Regions from separate parts of the Homo sapiens genome. Here region 2 is linked to region 1. Evidence: read pairs that join two places in POLR2A ChIA-PET (ENCODE). Cell type or tissue: OCI-LY7. All regions are shown on one strand. Each heading gives the region's core, and the rest is flanking DNA. Links, peaks and the distances in the headings are about the cores only. Region 1 has its middle 11 kb from the start of STX7. Region 2 has its middle 130 kb from the start of MOXD1.

Region 1 (9,988 bases), core at 1,000-8,999:
TTCAAAAGGCAAACAAAAATCTTTCATTTGTCTTTAATATTCTATGAAAGTCTTACTCAAGAGAGAAAGCCAAATTTCACCCATGCATTAGTGTACTATTAATGTCAACCCCAATTTTTAATAACATCTTATAGACAAATCTATCCTATTTTAATCAGTTTGACCATAAGGTGAGATTTTCATAAACCTTTAATAACCCTTTACAAATTTTTGTTGAAGAGATCAGTGCTCTAAGAGAACCTTGTTGTGCTTTTATTCCAATGTTCAGTTTATGGAAAACCTGTATAATACCCCTTTAAATTTAGCCAATATGTTCACACACAGAATTTCTTTTACAAGATTAATTTTTCACAAACCTTCCACAACTTGCTCAAACCTTCAGCTTTATCCTTTCTAAATTAAAACAGTCCATTAGCCCTTTAATCTAGGCAAACAAAAAACGAACAACAAAAAGAAAACACACACATTCCCATGTTTTCTTATGATCTTTTATCAAAAGCACATTTCACCTTACTCACACAGCTTGCATGTAAAACTGTTTTTTCAGTAGTCTTATTTACATGTTACAATGTTAACTCTTAGTGATTTTTATTTTTGGTGAAAAACCTACTAAGTGGATTTTAATTATGTACTAGGTGTGAAGCCTAGGGCCCAGACAGATAAAGTCTGACTTTTTTTTTAGCATAGCCAGGGGCTTGAGTAACTCCACGTCTCCAGACCTTACCTGGAATCTAATGGCTCCAAAGCAGTTACGTTGAACAATTTTCAAAAGTTAAAGAAGCAGTTTATTACCTTAAAGAATTTAGCAAACCTAATGTCTGACCTGCCTAATTTAGACCAACTATCTTTATTTTACCAATAGTATTTAAAACTCTTTATTTCCCAAAGCTTACTACAGTCACGTAAAGTGAAAGGCATTACCGTTTTTATTTTTCTGAAAAAAAAATTGATTTAAGTGCTTATTATTATTAAGCCAATTAATCAGAGCTCTTTTATTTATAAATGTCACACACACAACACATATAAACACCCAGAAAAACAGGAGGATCCAGTATTGATAAGACTTTTCATTTGCCAGTTTTCAAGTTTCTTAATTGTATTACTGGCTTCAGAGTGGAATCCTTGGAAAAACAGGGCTAGGAAGACATCAGTTTCTAGGGCCTAATTAGCAGGCACATCCTGAGGGCAAAAGAGATTCCCAAAATTAAGGGTCTTATTTTTATACCAGATCCTGGATCCGTCCCCCTACCCAAAAAAGAGGGAATCAACTGATCTCCCATGGGAGTCATAAAAAGAGGGAATCAATCGATCTCCCATGGGAGTCATAAAAAGAGTGACTCAACCGATCTTTCATGGGAGTCATAAAAAGAGTGACTCAACCGATCTCCCATGGGAGTCATAAAAAGAGGAAATCAGCCGATCTCCCATGGGAGTCATCTCTCAGTGGGGGCAGGGGGATGGGGACATTTCCATACCTTCTAGGTGGCCAAGAGCACGCTTCTCTGATCCAAATGTGCAAAGAGCCATGTATTCCCCCATAACTGACATTAGCTATCCCCAAAAGTATATTTAGCCTTAATTCTTGAGGTTTCATGGGGAAAACAAAGGTTTTTCCCAAAACAGGGTCTGTGGCACCTCCTGTTTTTCCCAAGGAGTCCCAGGCTTTCCGAAGTTCCTCTCATGTGTGCATCAAGAGTGGCAAGGAGACAAATGAAGAAAAACAATTCAAATGGCTGAAAAGAAAAAAAAATGTTTTCCTGAAAAAAACGAGATCCAAGAATAGAAAAAGCCATGAAGGCCTTTCAAATACACCTATAGCTTGAATATCTATTTTAATTAAGCTGACTTTTAACCAAATATCTTATTGCTAGACTCTAGCCAGAACAAACAAAAATTATTTCTGGCTTTTGAACTTACCAAAGGTACCTCCCAAGTCCTCAGAGAAAGGAAAATTCAAGATGGGAAGTCAGAAGTTGTTCATAAAGGGGAAGAGAATCAATAAATGGCAAAAGTCACAGAGATATCGAACGAGAAAGGGCTCATCCCCTAAGCCAGGAATTGAGCCCTGGCCACCACTGTGAAAAGATAAAGCCTTAGCCACCAAGCTAAGCATTGGGCAGTTTCCATCGCTCTTCCCAGAAGGAGCTGAAAGCAGTCACTTTTGAGCTTGCAATAGCTTTTAACTGATTAAGATAATTTTTAGAGCTAACTATGATATGAACCCCAAAATTCCTGTTTTCCTGGATGGCAGAGACCAAGAGAAACTACCACCATGTGGTTATAGGGTGAAGCTCCCAAGGACATAAAACAAGATAGGAGGGAAATCTCAACTAGCTTTTTTTGTTTCAGGCACCTGCAGCAAAGCATGTACCTGACCAGTTTGCCGGGCTGGCTTGAACAGTGAGTTTATGGGGGTCCTAGGCCCACATTCTATCCTAAGGACCTCTTTTTATGACAGAACAACACAGAAAGACAAATTCTTAGCACAAAGCAAACCAGATTCACTACAGCTTAAGATTACTCTCATGAATCTTTTTTCTTATTAATTAAAATTTTGCAGAGGAGACAGTGATTTTTACCATTCCTACAACTGGTTTGCAAAGAGACAGAGAGGCCAGAAGTCTGGCTGGTAAGAAATCCTTACCATTTTTGCTGGCATGCCACGTTTCTGGGTTCCCTTTCCTTGAGTCATCCTAGTGACCCTGCTGGCTGCACCATAGCCCTGGGGGCCAAGCTGCAACACAAAGGAAAATCATCTTTTTTGGTTTCATGGACCCACAGGCAGAAGCCTCTCAATTTTGTAAGATGCCACCTGAGGTATTGCATGGGGGAATCGAATTAATATTTTCCATTCTGGCCAGGGTAAAATACATGTGGCAAAACATAGACGTTAGCCACTCTGCCTAGCACTGAATATCACACTGGCAAGGTTCAAACTTGCCCCCTGTTGGGCCCTGTCTGTCATCTTTGATCCACTCAGAGTCAGGTGGAATGATTTTCTGACCTGGAGTTTCAACATGTGGTCTCTGGAAATGATGAAAGAGCAGACAGTTGCCCTAAGTAACAAAAAAGATAGAAAAGAGAAAGGAGAGAAAGGGAGAAAAACACTGCCTGCGGCAGGGTGGGGAAGGCAAGGAGCTGAGGGGAAGCCAGAGAAATACCCACCCATTGCAGCGTCGCTGAATCAAAAGTTCAGGCAGCCACTCATCAGTCACAAAGGGATCTTTTCTTCCAGTCCCATGAGCTCTCAAGTTTCCCCTCTGGGGAGGGAAAAGTTCCCATATCCCATGGTCCTGTCCTTGCCTAATCCGGTCACCCATTGTCATTAACAAAAAGGGCAAGGCAGATTAATCCAGAGAGAATAGTCATTAACACCCTATAGTGCCAAATCCACTTTTAACAAAGAGGGATTTTACTGAGGGGAGAGCCTCTAACCCCCTACATCTTACCAGGGACTCTGACTTTCCTAAGTTGGGCCTTGAACCCAAACCCATACAGGTTTCCAGGCAAAATGTACCCCACTACTTACCCGAAGTCAGCCAATTGGTGCTGCAGTCTATATCCTTTGGATTGACATAGTAACTAAGCCAAAAGGTTAGTAGATTTGAGTTTTTAAAAAATCAGTTGCTTAACCTTTTTATTTGGCTTTTGTAAAGTCTTTAAATAAAAAATTGAGCTTTTATTAGAAGCTTCTGCATATCAACAGGCATCTATAGATGAGACTAATTTGGGAGCCCACATTTTCAAATGCACTTCAGTGCAGTGTTATTTGGAACGTTCTACTGTAAGTTATCTTTAGTAAGATTTTGCCATTTCTGTAAGACTCTGCTTCTTCCGGGGCCTAATGTGTAAGCTGGAAGGAATTCAGTTCTTCAGAAATTAAAGATCCCATTTTTACCTGAAATATTGGGCTTTCTCAGGTTCCCTTGACCAACTTAGCCACTCATTTCTTTTCCTATTTAAGCGCACAAGAAAAATGAAACAAAGGGGTAGAACACAAAAATCCCTGCAAATTTCCAAAAGCCAAATTTTACACCCCCTGCAATTATGCCATTTACTACCAGTTTCTTTCTGACTGAGTCAGATGTGAGAGACCTCTAACTGGATCCAAGCCAGTTAATTACGGGATCCATTCTGATCTTGGACCCAGTCCAGTGTCTGTCGCGACTTCCAAATCCAGCTTGGATCAGAAATTTGCTCAAAGAAACTCAGAGTGTTCAAAACACAAATCTGTGGAGCCTCAGAATCCGAGCGAGAACTTAACCATATTCTCTAGCTGCTCTGAGAGAGCAACAGACACAATGGGTCCAGCGGGTACCTCCCTTGGTCACGCAGTGCTCATGGGGGTCGTTAGAAGCTCTACTTTAGATCCAATTTCTGATGCCATCTGATAAAAGAAAAACTTCAGCCAAATTAAATTTAAAGGAATTTGATTGAGCCAAGAAGATTCATGAACTGGGCAGCCTCCCAAACTAGAGTAAATTCTGAGACTCCAGTGCAGCCACATAGAGGAAGAAGATTTATGGACAGAAAAAAGGAAAGTGACATACAGAAGATAGGAGTAAGCACAAAAACAGCTGGATTGGTGACAGCCCCGCATTTGCCTTAACTGAACACGGTTCAAACAGTTGGCTACATTTGGCCAAAACTCAGTGATTGGTACAAGTGTAGGCTATGATCTGTACCTCCACTTGTTTGTAGTTCACGATGTACGGAGAAACCTTTAGGCTGAACTTAAAATACATAAGGAGGCAGCTTTAGGCTAAACTTGTTGTAACACTTTGCTCTTGCTACTGTAGGATTACTGTAAAACCTTAGTAAGTAAAGTTTTGCCTTAGGCTCTATTTTTCAAGACACTTGGACTAAGACTTCTGTGAATTGTCTATTATGAGCTTTTACTAAGTTTTCTAGTGTGGTGTCTTGGTTTGGTTTCTCTAGAAGCAGAAACTTGGGCTCAGAATGGAGAATTTGGAAAGAATTCTCACAGGAGAAGGGCAGTAAGAGAAGTTGGTTCCACAGCATGTTCTGAGAAAGACTGTGGTCTTGGCTGGAGACTTTTGGTTGGATCCCACAGGGAAGCTCTGGAGCACAAGTTGCACCACAGAATTAATTCCAACGTAAGTCCAGGGACTGATGTCAATTTGTCATTGGTTGAGGTTGGGGGGAGTCAGCGCATATTGACTCTGGGTGGGGCAGCTCCCTTGGGCCAAGGGCAATTTTCTAGAGTAGAAGGTAGCTGTGATTGGTGCTTAGCTGATTACTCACAGCAACTATGGATTGGTTACTGAGGCAGTCAAAGAGAACCTGGCTGAGGTGTCAATAACATCTACCACAGGAGGTTTGTCTATCTTATACTTTATAACAGGATGTAAAACATTTGTATTAGAGCTTGCAGGCATTTTCTCTTCATTTGTCATTCTCTTTCACTTTGTTTATGATTTTAATAAGACATTGTAAATGTTTGTGCCATAAATACAAATCATCTTCTTTAAGGTTCTTGCTTTTCTTGCCCTTTTCACTCAAAGTAGAAAAACAATTATTTGGATAGAAGGAATATGATACAGGTCATAGACCTGGCTCTACACAAAGAACTGAAGAGATTTAGAAATGGAATATGTAAAGGTAAAATAAAATTTTTTTCTCTTATTTTAAGTTACTCTAAAAGATGAATGACTTTGAGAGTATAACAATACTCTACATACATACAAAACCATACAATATTGTTTTCTGTATAACAATAGCAGAAGAAATGAGAAGAAGGATTTGGGAATATACTGTTATAATGTCCTTGCAAATACCTCATTTGAAAGTAGATTTAGGTTAATTTTTTAAAGAGGTAAAAATAATTTTTAGGAGGAATACACATAATAAGTCAATAGAGAAGATAAAATAGAATCATTTAAAAATTCCTGATAAAACCCAGGAAAGAAAGAAAAAGAGGAAAAATAAAAATAGAACAGACAACAGCTAGAGAGATGGTAGATTTTAATTCAAATTGTCAATAACCTTAAATTTAAATGATCTATACATACTAGTTGAAAGACAAAGAATTTAAAACAGAATAAAAAAACAAGACACAACTCTGCTGTCTACAAAATACTCACTTGTAATGTAAAGGCATGGATAGGACAAACATAAAAAGATGAAGATAGATCATATCAAACTGAATCAAATGAAATCTGAAGTAGCTACAATAACTTCAAACAAAATAGATGTCAAGATAAGGATTATTATTAGAGATAAAGAGGGGTACTATATAATAATAAAGGGGTCAATTCATCAGGAAGACATAACAATCCTAAAAGTGTTTACATATAACAACAGAACTTCAAAACACATAGGGAAAATCCTGAAAGATATGAAAGAAAAAGTAGAGAAATTTACAGTTCTAGTTGGAGACTTCAACCCTCCTCTCTTAGTAATTGATGAAATAAGTAGGGAGAATATCAGCAAAATCCCCCAAACACTACCAACTAACTTGAACTAATTTACACTTATAAAATATTCCACCCAACAGCAATATTACTCTTTCTTTTGTAGTGTACATGAAATACTCATTGATCATATTCTGGGCCAGCAAACAAAACTTAACAAATTTAAAAGAATATAAATCATACAAAGTATGTTTTCTGACCATAAAAATATACCAAATATTAATAAAATAAAATTATCTTAAACACCTCAAATATTTGGAAAATTAAACAATACATTTCTAAAAATCACCATGGGTCAAGAGGGTGTCTTAAGGGTTATTTAAAAAATAGTTTGAATGAAATGAAAGTAAAAATTCCAACATATCAAAATGTGTGTGACGCAGCTAAATCAGTACTTAAATGAAAATATATAGCAGTAAATGCTTACATAAGAAAAGAAGAAAGATCTCAAGTCAGTAACTTAAGCTTCCAGCTTAAGAAACAAGAGAAAAAAGGAGCAAATTAAACTTAAAGCAAGTAGAAGGAAGGAAATAAATATTAGGACAAAACTAAGTAAAATTGAAAACCAAAAAATAATAGAAAAAAAATCAATGGAACCAAAAGTTTAAAAAAATCGATAGTATTAATAAACCTGTTTCCAGGCTAAGAGATAAAAAGAGAGAAGATGCAAATTACAGTATCAGAAATAGAAGAAAGAATATTACTACTGATCCTGACACATCAAAGAGAGAATGGGGAATGCTACAAACAACCCTGTACATATAAATTCAACAACTTAGATGAAATGGACAAACCTCTTAAAAGAAACAAACTACCAAAACTCACTCAAGAAGAGATAGATCAACTGAATGGTCCTATATGTAATGAATGTGCTGTATAGTTAAAAGTCTTTAAAAACATATAAAGTAAGGCCCATATGGTTTCACTGGTGAATCCTCCTGATATTTAAGGACAAAATAAAGCCAATCCTACAAAATCTTTTTCAGAAAATAGAAAAGGAGGGGACACATTCCATTTATATGAGATCAGCATTGTCATGATGCTGAAACCAGGCAAAAACATTATAAGAAAAAGACAAGCAAAAACTCCAGACAATAGCCCTCAAAAATACAAATACAAGCATTATCAACAATATATTAGCAAATAAAATCCAGCAATATATAATAAGAATAATATATCACCACCAAGTGGGATTAATCCTAGCAACGCAAGGCTGGCTCAATATTTGAAAATCAATAACTATCTATTCACCACATTAACAGACTAAAAAGTAAAAGTATGTCATCAATAGGTGGAGAAAAAGCATTTGACAAAACTTAACATTAATTAATGATTAAAATTCTCAGCAAACTAGAAGTAGGAGAAAACATCCTTAACCTAGGAAAGGAAATCTTAAAAAACCTACAGCAAACTTCATGCTGTTCATCCTGCTTAGTGGTGAGAAACTGAATGCTTTCCTCCTAAGCAGAAACCCAGCACAAATGTCCTCTCTCGTTAGTACCATTCAGTGTCATAATGGAAGTTCTAATTAGTTTGACAGAGCAAGAAAAACAAATAAAATGCATACAGAATAAGAAAAAAATAAAACTATATTCACAGATTATATTTTTTGTGGGGAAAATAGTGATTTTATTTTAAATGCCAATCTGCCACGTAACTTCTGACTAACCCCAAGTCCAGGAATGCCGCCAAAATGTCTTGCTGATGTATTACTTTTTATTTAGAAATACCTATTTATTGTAAGTTTTCCTCCAAAACCTCCCTTGATGCTGTTACAGAAATCTTAGGCCCTGATGCTCATAGCCACCTGCACATTCCTTCCAGAGTACATATACTTTTCCCTCAAGATACATGCCCTGGGTCTCAGGGTTTGCAGTGCAGAGAACTATGTGTCTTGTGGCCACCCAAGACCATGCTGCTGTCTGTAAGTTCCCTCTAATAAGTCACCCAATACCAATGAACTAGATTTGTCTGCCTCCTTCTTTGGTTTCTTGGCTTCTTTGGCATTTGGGGGTCACTTTTTATATATACCCTTTCACAGAACAACCGTCTATGTAGAAAGTTCCAAATAATACACAAGCTCATAAAACTAATACATTCCTTTAGTAAGGTCACAGAATACATGGATGATACACAAAAACCAATAATATTTCCATATTTCAGCAATGAAGAAGTAAAAATTAAAATTTAAAAATACATTATAATAGTACCCAAACAAATGAATAAATTATGTATGACTCACAAAATATGTGCAGAATCTGTATATTGTAAGTTACAAAACACTGATGAAAAACAATATAAGAAAATCCAAATAGATGTGGAGATATACTATGTTTATGAATTGAAAATCTCAATATTAAGATGTCAGTTCTTCCCAATGTGTTCTGTAAAGTCAAAACAATCCCAATCAAATTCCAGCATGATTTTGTAGATATTGACTAGCTGCTTCTAAAATTTCTACAGAAAAGCCAAGAAACTGAAATAATCAAACAATTCCGGAAAACAAAAAAGTCAGAGGACTCATATTATCCAATTTCAAAACTTACTCTAGAGCTTCAGTAATCAAGACAGCATGATGTCGGAGAAAATATATGCATAGATTAATAGAAGAGAATATGAAAAATAGAGAGAGGTTCACAGAAACATAGTCAACTGAGTTTTGGCAAAAATGCAAAGGCAATTCAATGGAGAAAAGATAGACTTTTCAACAAAGGTACTGAAATAATTGGACATTCATATGCAAAAAAACAAATGAAATGAACCTTAACAGATACCTGATACATTCTACAAAAATTAACTCAAAATGAATTGTAAACCTGTATGTGAAATGTAAAACCATAAACCTTTGAGAATAAAATATAGGAAAAATTTGTATAACTTTGGGTTTGGTGATGAGCTTTTAAATTAATCACTAAAGGCATAATTTATAAAACAAAAATATGGCAACCTAAAATTTATCAAAATTAAAGACTTATTTCTCCATGAAAGACACCATTAAGAGAATGAGCTGGGTGTGGTGGCATGTGCATATAGTTCTAGCTACTTGGGAGGCTGAGAAGAAAGGATTGCTTGAGCCCAGAAGTTTAAAAAGTTGTATGTCCAACAATCAGGCCTATGTATAGCCCCTGCATTCTAGTCTGGGCAACATAGCCAGATCCCAGATCTTTTCTGAAAGAAAATTTAAAAAATTTTAAAAGAAGAGAATGAGAAGATAAGCTACAGAGCTACAGACTAGGAGAAAATACATGTAAATGATATATTTGATAAAGTACCAGAATACAAAAATAATTCTTAAAACTCAACAGTGGGAAGACAACCCAATAAAAAGCAGGCAAAAGATTTGAATTAACATTTCACTAAAGAAGACAGATGGATTTCAAATAAGCATACATAAAATCACAATGACATGCCACTACACACCCATGAGAATGAAAAAAAAATGTTTTTCAATTCAACAATATCAAAAAGTGACAAAGAAGTAGAGTAACAGAAATCCTCAATCATTGCTGATGGGAATGCAAAATGATACAGCCACCTTGGAAAACAATTTGGAA
Region 2 (9,988 bases), core at 949-8,948, 250 kb after region 1:
CTGCCACGTAAGACGTGGCTTTGCTCCTCCTTGCCTTCCACCATGATTGTGAGGCCTCCCCAGCCATGTGGAAGTGTGAGTCCATTAAACCTCTTTCCTTTATAAGTTGCCCAGTCTTGGGTATGTCTTTATTAGCAGCATGAGAACAGACTAATACATTGTGATAATAACTAGGAGACAGACTTTATTGAGGTTAATTTACATGACATTTACTATACTATATAACCATCCTATGAGGTAGGTACAATTATTTTTAATGTTGTAGATGAGAACACTGAAGTTTAGTGAGATTAGAAAATTTCTCTTTATTCCTTCCTCCAAAATAATAAAGAATACTCAGTGAGGATTTAGACTCTGTTCCATCTGAGCATTAGATCCATGTTCTTGGGTCTCTGCTAGGATGCTCTCTTGTCTGGACACTGAAGCCCACAAGTCAGACACTACTGCACCATCTTCAACATTTCTTCTCCGACAGCATGAACCATTATGCCAATAAGAGTTCGGGGGAAATCCTAGAGGCTGAAAAGTTATTTGGATCAAGACACAATATCTTCAGGTGCTTTCTGTTCCAAACCAAATATCTCTCAAAGGTTTAATTCTTTAGCTAGTGTTTCCCACTGGTCACCAGAAAAGAGATCCCTGGCCAAATAAAGTTTGCAACATTGCAACAGTTCAGCAACATTAAAAAGACGGTGTTATTTGTTGTTTTTAATTTTAGGAATTTTCAGTATCATTAAATAGTGATAGCACTATAAACTGTAATACTACTTAATTGTAATACTACTACTTAATTCTAATACTACTTGTTAACATTTGTTGCACATATGTGATACAGCAGGCATTTTGCAAAACATTTAATATAGGGCACCTAATTTAGTGCTCACAAAAATAATAAGAGGAAGAAACTGTTATTAGCCCCCATGTTATGAATGAGAAAATGGAGGCAGAGAAGTTAAGTAGCTTGTCCAGGGGAAGAACTACCTGTGATCATTATAAATCTCCATATGGCCTGGTGTAAGCTTCAGTTCACAGTTCAAATTTCCCAAGCATATTTGAATTTTGAACCCTATTTGCTACAGTGAATCATGAGATTAGTTTCTTCAGGAGATACTTCGATAAATGCCACTGTTAACAAGTAATACTAATATCGAGAAGCACCCTGTTGCCAGCCCAGTACTGAATGCCTTGAATAGAATATTTAATTACTCCTGGGATAAGAGTATAATCTTTTTTAGGATGAAAAAACAAAGTCTCAAAGCAGGTAAGAGATTTGCCCAAGATTAGGAGGCAAGTGAGGAACAGCGCTCCCCAGGCTGTGCCTCTGAGCCCATGTCACTTTCTCTCCTGCCACATCGCTCTACCGGCAGCCATATTGTTGTGCTTTGGCCCAACTTCCTGCTTTCTAGGAAGCGGAATATTGATTTGAAGAGATCCAGAAAGAGACTAGAGCCCTGGAGAGGAAGGATCACAGAGCATGGGAATGTTTTGTCAGCAGAAGGCAAGACTCTCTGTGGGTCTGCATGGGACACAGGAGAGAGGCTGGTAATGGAGAGGGGAGGGCACCAGGGCCAGTCTTGACCAGACGGCAGGAAATCACCTCAGGCCAAAGGGATTGTGGGTGAGGGGAGGAGATCCAAAGTGAAAAGTTTGTGCTGGGGCTTGGAGTCAGCCTGGGGTAAGTGAGGAAATTCCTTAGAGGTCTAACATGACTTTAACAACCTCTCTGAGGAGACCAAATGCCATTCTTAGGGAGCCTGCAGGACCGCAACTGCTATCCCGTGGGGCAAACTTCCTGCCTGCCGGCCCCAGCTGCACCAGGCTGTGTGGGAGAGGGGGTGCCTCTGAACTGGTCTCAGAGGATCCGGCTCCTTCACTGCGTTCTCCCTGAAGAAAGCTTATTGGAAAGGAAGGCACCTTTGTCCTAGAAGGGCAATATTAGGAGGACCTATAGATAACAGACACAAACACTGGGAGGCTTTATTTCCGTGTTAGCTTTCCTAGGACTCAGGGTGCAAACACCAGATAGCTAGCGCCCGTAGAGGAAAAATTCACAAAAAGAACCTTTCTATTTGTGGTTCACACCTGGAATTACTGGAGTAAAAAGCTCTGTTCACTGAAATTTCCACTATTGGCTCATTACTAATGAGTTACACATTTAAGACACAACACGTATAAATCCTTCAAGATGCCAAAGACAACTTGCCCCAGGGATAGCAAGGAAAGCAGTGTGCTGAGGAAGGAACGGGGAGCTCTGCTGACGGTGTTACCTCCCTAGCCAGGACTTGAGGAACTTCAGTTAATTTTAGCACATTTGCTAGTAGGAAACACTGTGTGTCGGGGGCACCTCTCCTGTCCAGGCTGGAATGTGGCTCCGGAGAGGAGAGGAGACCCACTCATTTGGTCTGGCTGGCTGGTGAAGAAAAGGAACAGAATGTGCTTCTTCTGCAGCCGCTTGGACCCTCCTGCCACGGCACTAACTGTTCAGGGTCTTTTCCAGTACTATTAATATTCTGGAAAATTCCCTGGCTTATAAAATTGGAGAGGTAAAAACTTTTTCCTTTTCTTACAGAACTATGGAAGAGCAGGAGTAAATCACGTCATGACCACGTTTCTCAAACTGGGCATTACAAACCCTCACAGTGATTGTGGTAGAATAGAGACCACCATTATAAAACAGTGAGAGGGACTTTGGACAACTGAACTGACTTCCTTCAGCTGTATAACCAGTTCAAGAGATAGGTTTTCCTAGCTGGCTGGAGCTCCACAGCTGAGTCTAATCTATACTCTTCAGGAGAAATTAGTTCTTTAATTAGCGATGTCTGCTATGGGTGTTGGTGCCAATGGTGTGATGGCAATCATGTTATTTAGCAAACTTAATTTTAAACCATCCTGTTGAAAAGAAGCCTTTCCTAATGCTTAGGAAGACTTTGAGGTCACCCCAAATTTGTAAGGAGAAACATAAACAGAACAGGACAAAGATTAAGAGATTTTGAAATTTACTCCCATATGATGTATTAAGAGGAAAACAGAGTACTGAAAAAGCTTTTTAGGAAGTGATGCCATATAAATTTTATTCAAAAGCATTTACATGAACATATTTTAATTGCAGATGGATGTACAATGGCCATTATATGTATTATAGTTGACAGATTTTTCAAAACAAAAATATTTTTATTGGTAGTATTCCATCTATAATATTAGATTCACTACTGAATATGATGTAAACTTCTTCAGTGATGTAGTTACTTATCATCAGCTGGTGACAAAATGTTACATTCTAAGTTGATTATTCTGCTCTACCTTTTTTGTCTCATTAAACTTTGTTTTAATAGGTCTCAAAATTCTGTGATAGATTTTTAGTCAAGGTGTTTCCGTTAAAAAGTAATGATTTTAAGAACTAATAAAATTGCCACATGAAAACAAAAACAAAATGGTCTACAAAACATTCTTTCCTTCTGAGGTTTTATGATGCATTGTTTATTAACCAGTCTTTTACTGTTAAACTTAAGTGGCTAATTGAAACAAACAGTTCTGAGATGGTTCTTCCACCATTGATTAAGACTAGGGTGCTGACGTGAGAGGATCACTTGAGCTCAGGAGTTTGAGACCATCCTGGGCAACACAGCAAGACCTCATCTCTACCAAAAAAAAAAAAAAATTAGCTTGGTGTGATGGCACAGGTTTGTGGTCCCAGCTGTTTGGGAGGCTGAGATGGGAGGATCGCCTGAGCCCAGGAGGTTGAGGCTGCAGTGAGCCGTGATGGTGCCACTGCACTCCAGCCTCGGTGACAGAGCAAGACGCCATCTCAAAAAAAAAAAAAAAAGACTAGGGTGAAAAGTATTAGAGATACTGTTCATTTAGCCTTCTGAACTTCCCAGGCAGACTCAGTGACTTTGCCAGCTCCAGCAGCCACTGCTCTAATGACACTTCAGCAGCTGTCTATCTCATATCATGAACAGCAAAATGACCTGGAGGAGCATAGTCAGAGAAGCTCTCAACACACCTAGGCTTGATAGGAACCATATCAACGATAGTTTTCACCCAATTTCGAGAATTTAAGAACCATCTTCCAGTTTCTTACAAGAACATCAGTCAACCTTTTCCTTCAGCTCAGCAAACTTGCAAGCAATGTGCGCCGTGTGACAATCCAGTACAGGGGCATACACAGCCAGCGTGATTCACCCTGGAGGATGCAGGATAATCACCGGAGCAGTGAAGCCTGCTGCTTCCACAGGTGGGTGGTTTTGCTTTCATCAGTGATGTTGCCACGACGAACAGCTTTGCCAGACACATTCTTGACATTAAAGCCCACATTGTCTCCAGGAGGAGCCCACTCAAAGCTTCATGGTGCATTTTAACGGACATTACTTCAGTTGTGATGTTGACTGGAGCAGAGTGTTTACGCTACTGGTTTGAGAACACCAGTGTCCACTTGGCCCACAGGGATAGTGCCAATATCCCAAATTTTGTAGACATCCTGGAGGGGCAGACGCAAGGGCTTGTCAATTGGATGAGTTGGTGGTAGGAAGGAGTCCAGAGCTTCAAGCAGCATGGTTCCATAGGCATTGCCATCTTTACCCTAAACTTTCTATCCCTTAAACCAAGGCCTGTGATCACATGGCTCCAGCATGTTGCTACCATCCCAACCAGAAATTGGCACAAATGCCTCAGTGTAAGGGCTGTGGCCCATTTTCTTAATGTAAGTGCTGACTTCCTTAGCAATTTCTTCATGTCTCTTCTGCTATAGGGTGGCTCAGTGAAATCCATTTTGTAAACAACAACAATTACTTGTTACACATCTGGCATGCAAGCCAGAAGGGTGTGCTCAGGGGTCTGCCCATTCTCAGAGATACCAACTTCAAATTCACCAATGTCAACAGCGACAATCAAGGCAGCGCATTCTACCTGGGATGTGCCTGTAATAATGTTTTTGATAAAGTCTTGTGATGGTCACATAGCACTTGCTGGTCTCAAATTTCCACAGAGAAGTATCAATTGTGACACCACGTTCACACTCAGCTTTCTGCTTATACAAGGCCCAGGCATACTTGAAGGAGCCCTTTCCCATCTCAGCAGACTTCTTATCACATTTTGCAGAGGGTCTCTTGTCAGTCCCACCACATGTTTAGATCAGTAGGGGTGGACTTGCCCAAATCTACCAGCCCAATGATGACAATATTGATGTGAGTCTTTTCCTTTCCCATTTTGGCTTTTAGGGGTGGATTTCACAACATCTGTGTTCCTGTAGCCAAGGAAAAGCTTAACATTGCTTTGGAAAGCAGCGTCTTTTCTGACCTATTTTACTTGTACTTGAAATTTATCTTTTAGAAAAAAATGACTTACATCTAATATTCTGATATAGTATGATTTTTAAAATAGCTTTATTGAGATATAATTCATATATCATATGATTCACCAATTAAATGTGCAATCTAATACTTTTGGTATGAAAAAATATACATTTTTGAAAGCCAATACATCAGGGTTTTTTTTAACCTTAAAACAACATGTGCTATAAAACAAAACAACTTCCTCTTCCCACCTCCTCTTTTCTATTCCAAGAAGAAACAAAGAAACAAAATATGTTTTCTGCAGGAAGGTGTGTGTGTGTGAGACTGTGCATGCATGTGTGTGTCCTCATTAGAGGAAAAACAGAAACTGTCCATTTCTATCAACTATTCAGAAACAAAAAAGGATAAGCTTCACAAGCAGGAGCTTGGAGAAATAAGGAGCAATATTATTCTAGAAACCATCTTTTCTGTTTGTTTTTCAAGATCTGGAGAGGTCCTGCATTTGCTGCCTGACATCCCACTCCACATGGTCTTCCAGAAGGAGCCACAAAAGGTAGGAAGTTGGAAGCCAGCCTTGAAAAGGGAAAGGAAAGGACCCAGCAAGGAAGGAAAACTAGTGGCCAGTGATCAGCTGTGTTTACCCACACTGAGCTTATAAATACAACCTAGGCAATACCTCGTGATTTGGGTGAATTGCCAGGTGCACTTGGATAAAGAGAAAACTCAGGAACACAGGAATAAGAAAGGCCAATGTTTGCTCTTAATATCTGGCTGTTAAAGCAATTTACGCAAATCACACTGGGCTGAGTAAGAAGAGACCAACCAGCTGAGCAACAGCATAGGAGGGAAATTGTCTCAAGACATGGAAGGAGTTTTCACATCCTGTTAAACTTGAGGCTAGTGTTATTTTTTGCAGTAAAGCTATGGAAAATACTGGAAGGTTTGGGCAGGGAGTCTGAAAACAAAAATCATGCTGCTTGTAATTGTATGTCTGCCTCTTTGCCAGCTGATGTAGACGAGAAACCGCCCAGCTGTAGATCATTTCCTCTTGCTTGAATACCCATTTGCAATGATTGATTTTAAAGGTCACAGGAGTGCTTGCCAGCACATTTTTATATAAGGAGTCCAGCCTTCTGTTTTGACATTAGTCAGATGCATATGTGGCACCTGAGGAACAAGGAGGAGACAAAGGATCAGGTTCCCTTTTGGATCCATCACTGTCAAGATGGAAACTCTTGCATGTCTGAGTGCCTTATTTTGGCCCAGACACCCCCAAACTGATGGGGAAAAAAAAAACACCTCTGTAATATTTTTATACCGTAGTCTCAAAATTTTACCCTTTAAATTTTTTCACTCTTCTAAAACTTTTCCTTTTTCTTCCTTCCCTTTCCTGTATCCTTCCCTAAATATTTTCTACATCCTTACTATGCATGTCACGTCCTATGCAGCTACTGGGTATGTATGTAGGAATACCAAATAGTTTTGCATCAGGATGTTTACAAATCTAGTGAAGTTTTGAAAACAAATAATAGCAACACGATCCACCAAGAGACTCACGTACAAGGTACCATGTGTCCAGATTAACAACCTACAAAACATTAAAAGTCCCCACTAATTACTAATTTAATGAAATTATTTCTGCTATCTATCTATAGCTATCTATTGCTATATCTATCTGATTAATAAGTTATGGAAGCTTTTTCTTTTTAGCTTTTCTTTCTTTATAAAAAGTTCACTTATTCTTAGAAGGCTTCCTTGACTGATTTCAACCAACATTTATTAAATGCTTATTAGGGGCCAGCCAGGCAGAGTACTAGGATTCGAGGGTTACAAAAATGCATAGAAAAGCTCCTAACTAAAAATAGCTTATAGTCTTAACAGGTGAGACAGATTCTCAAAGCAATACTATAATGCAGGTAAGTAAGTTCTGCAAGTTATGTGTGAAGTACTTACTATGAGAGCACTGAGCCAAAAGAGATGGCTTTTCTCTGATGGACTTCCTGAGAGATGAGCGGATCAGATGAAGTCACAAAGAGGGGAAGACATTTGAGCTAATGCTTGAGAATCATTAAGAGTTCACCAGACCATCTGGTGGCACTGTGTTTATTTCAGACTTTTACCAAAGTTTAGGTGCAACCCAGTGGGTTTTTACAGCTACAGAATGCAAACATTTCAAAATTGATTATTGCCCATCCTTGTTCTTGGGTCTCTTCATTGCCCTGGTAAGTCCGGTCACGTTAATCAGTCCCTGCGCCTTTATCGAGGCCTTTCCTAGCTTACCCATCTCCTCCATTTATCTAACCCATGACCTAATGGTGTCTTGCAAGTTACCTTTCCACCATCCACTCACTTCTGAGCCTACGTTTCATCTCCAAAAGACCTGTTAATTTGTTCTTTCTCAAAAAAGAATCACCTGCTCTGGGTCTTATCCTATAGCAGAGGCTTTGTAATTTCAGCCTTTCCTTTTCTCCAACAGCTTCTATGACTGGAAGGGAATGGAATAAAGATTTTTTATTCCACTACTAATTATTCAAATACCTATTCCATCCCTAGGCAGTAGAAGTCACCATGGTCAGCTTTCATTTGTAATAATTTTCATCCCTGTGAATAACACTTGACTCCTGACCTCAAAGAGGTCAGGTATTTCTAGGTACTTTATACTAGCATTGCTTGTTCTTACTTATTTATAACTCGTCACATCCCTACAATAAAACATAAATGCAGTGACTGCATACTGTTAATTGGCCAGATTATCTCATGCCAATTTCTCTTACTATTAGATACCAGTTAGTTATAAATGCTGCTGAGCACCTTAATTTTTTAATGAAAAAGCTTTTAAAATAGTAATTGAGTGTTTTGAGCTACCATTTTCTTTTTTCTTTCTTTGTTTCTTCTTTCTTTTTTCTTTCTTTTTTTTTTTGAAACAGAGTCTCACTCCGTCACCCCAGCTGGAGTGCAGGAGTGCAGTGGTGCAGTCTCAGCTCACTGCAACCTCTGCCTCCCAAGTTCAAGCAATTCTCAAGCCTCAGCCTCCAGAGCACCTGGGATTACAGGTGCATACCACCATGCTTGACTAATTTTTATATTTTTGGTAGAGACAGGGTTTCACCTTGTTGGCCAGGCTGGTCTCGAATTCCTGACCTCAAGTGATCTGCCCACCTCGGCTTCCCAAAGTGCCCGGATTACAGGTGTGAGCCACAACGCCCAGCCTGAGCTACTATTTTTTAGGCGATCAAGCCCAGTCTCAACTGCAAGAGACTGAAAATGTGGAACTAATTACAAAACAAAGTAAGTTAATTAAGTAGGGACATAAACATTTAAATGGGATTGGGGTCTATGTTTGACGGTTTGCAACTGGTCAAGTTATATAGTTATAGCAACAAATTCTGCTGTTGCCTTTGTGGTTTAGAATGACTGGACTAAAAATACCCAATTGTTTTTAAGTTCTAAAAAGCAGGCCAAATCCCACTTTAGGGACTCTGTGTTTTCTGACGTTTTCTAAATTTTCTCTTTGAAGGTAGAGAAAATATTGCTTTCTGAGAAAAGGTATGTTCTTGGAACAACTGCATAAAGCTAAAAATAGTGGGAATTGAACATAAGAATGCTCACAGAGAAGTGAGCCAAGCTGTAGATTCTGGTTGTTATATTTGACTAAGAAAGTCTCCAAAAAAGGAAGAAAACAAAATCCTAATAGGTTATATTAAAAATCCAATTGATGTTATTTGAAAAGCAGCTGTCTTTTACGGGGTAAGATTTACTCCCTTTAAAACAATCCATTTTGTTTCATTTATTTTTCTGAGAACTCAGTATGATTCAATTGGCTTAAGATATTACACATTATTGGCTGGATAACTAAATTTAGTTTTGTAGTCATAAAATAGAAATCATAACATTCTACTACAAAGTATAGATTAGCTTCCTTCATGGTTTTTAAAAACGTCTGGTTTCTTTTTAGTTTATAAATGTAAAGCATTGAGGTTTCAAAGAGGAAGTGAAAACTGCCAACTGAAAATGGCTAGTGATCCATCTAAACCCAATGCAATGGCCTTTGGAACATACTATTTGGATATTAAAGAGAGAATAACATTTTTATATATCTGTTGGGAAACAACATCTCTACAACCATATGTTTTAATGATGAGCCTGGAGAGATATTATTTTTTAAAAATTCTTCATTTAAGCCCCCATATCCTTTAATTTTAATTTTTATAGTAAATGACACTATAACAACACTCTGGCTTTTTTTTTTTTGAGACAGTCTTGCTCTGTCGCCCAGGCTGGAGTGCAGTGGTGCAATCTCAGCTCACCGTAACCTTCGCCTCCCAGGTCCAAGTGATTCTCCTGCCTCAGCTTCCTTAGTAGCCGGGATTACAGGTGCACATTACCACACCTGGCTAATTTTTTTTATTTTTAGTAGAGTTGGGGTTTCACCAACATGTTGGCCAGGCTGGTTTCAAACTCCTGACCTCAAGTGATCTACCCTCCTTGGCCTCCCAAAGTGCAGGGATTACAGGTATGAGCCACTGTGCCCTGCCCAACACTCTAGCTTTGAGTGTCTAAATTAGTCTTCAGGCTAATTCACTGGAGGTCATTCATCTTTGTACAGTAGTAATAGAATTGGCAGTTCTCTTAGCTTTCTTTGTTGATAGCTTCTGAGCTCAGAAATAAATTTTCTTTGCTATGGTAAGAAATAGATT

What was found. ChIA-PET counts read pairs that join two places held together with the same protein. Peaks named below come from ENCODE experiments on the same cell type or tissue, not always from the same donor. Only the 100,000 strongest peaks of a DNase experiment are listed, where the experiment ranks them.
Region 2: POLR2A ChIA-PET joins it to region 1 with 6 read pairs; 4 of 35 experiments call an interaction of 5 or more read pairs at or near these places.

What each region holds. Positions count from the first base shown.
Region 1 is chr6:132,519,356-132,529,343 of GRCh38, reverse strand. No RefSeq gene overlaps it. Among named protein-coding and RNA genes, the nearest start is that of STX7, 11 kb to the right of the region's middle. RefSeq lists an enhancer at 1,062-2,261. In OCI-LY7, for the core only: no CTCF peak of the experiment used is centred there; no DNase peak of the experiment used is centred there.
Region 2 is chr6:132,267,198-132,277,185 of GRCh38, reverse strand. It overlaps the pseudogene EEF1A1P36. Among named protein-coding and RNA genes, the nearest start is that of MOXD1, 130 kb to the left of the region's middle. In OCI-LY7, for the core only: no CTCF peak of the experiment used is centred there; DNase peaks (open chromatin) are centred at 6,325, 7,315 and 8,315; H3K4me3 peaks cover 3,003 bases; H3K27ac peaks cover 4,115 bases.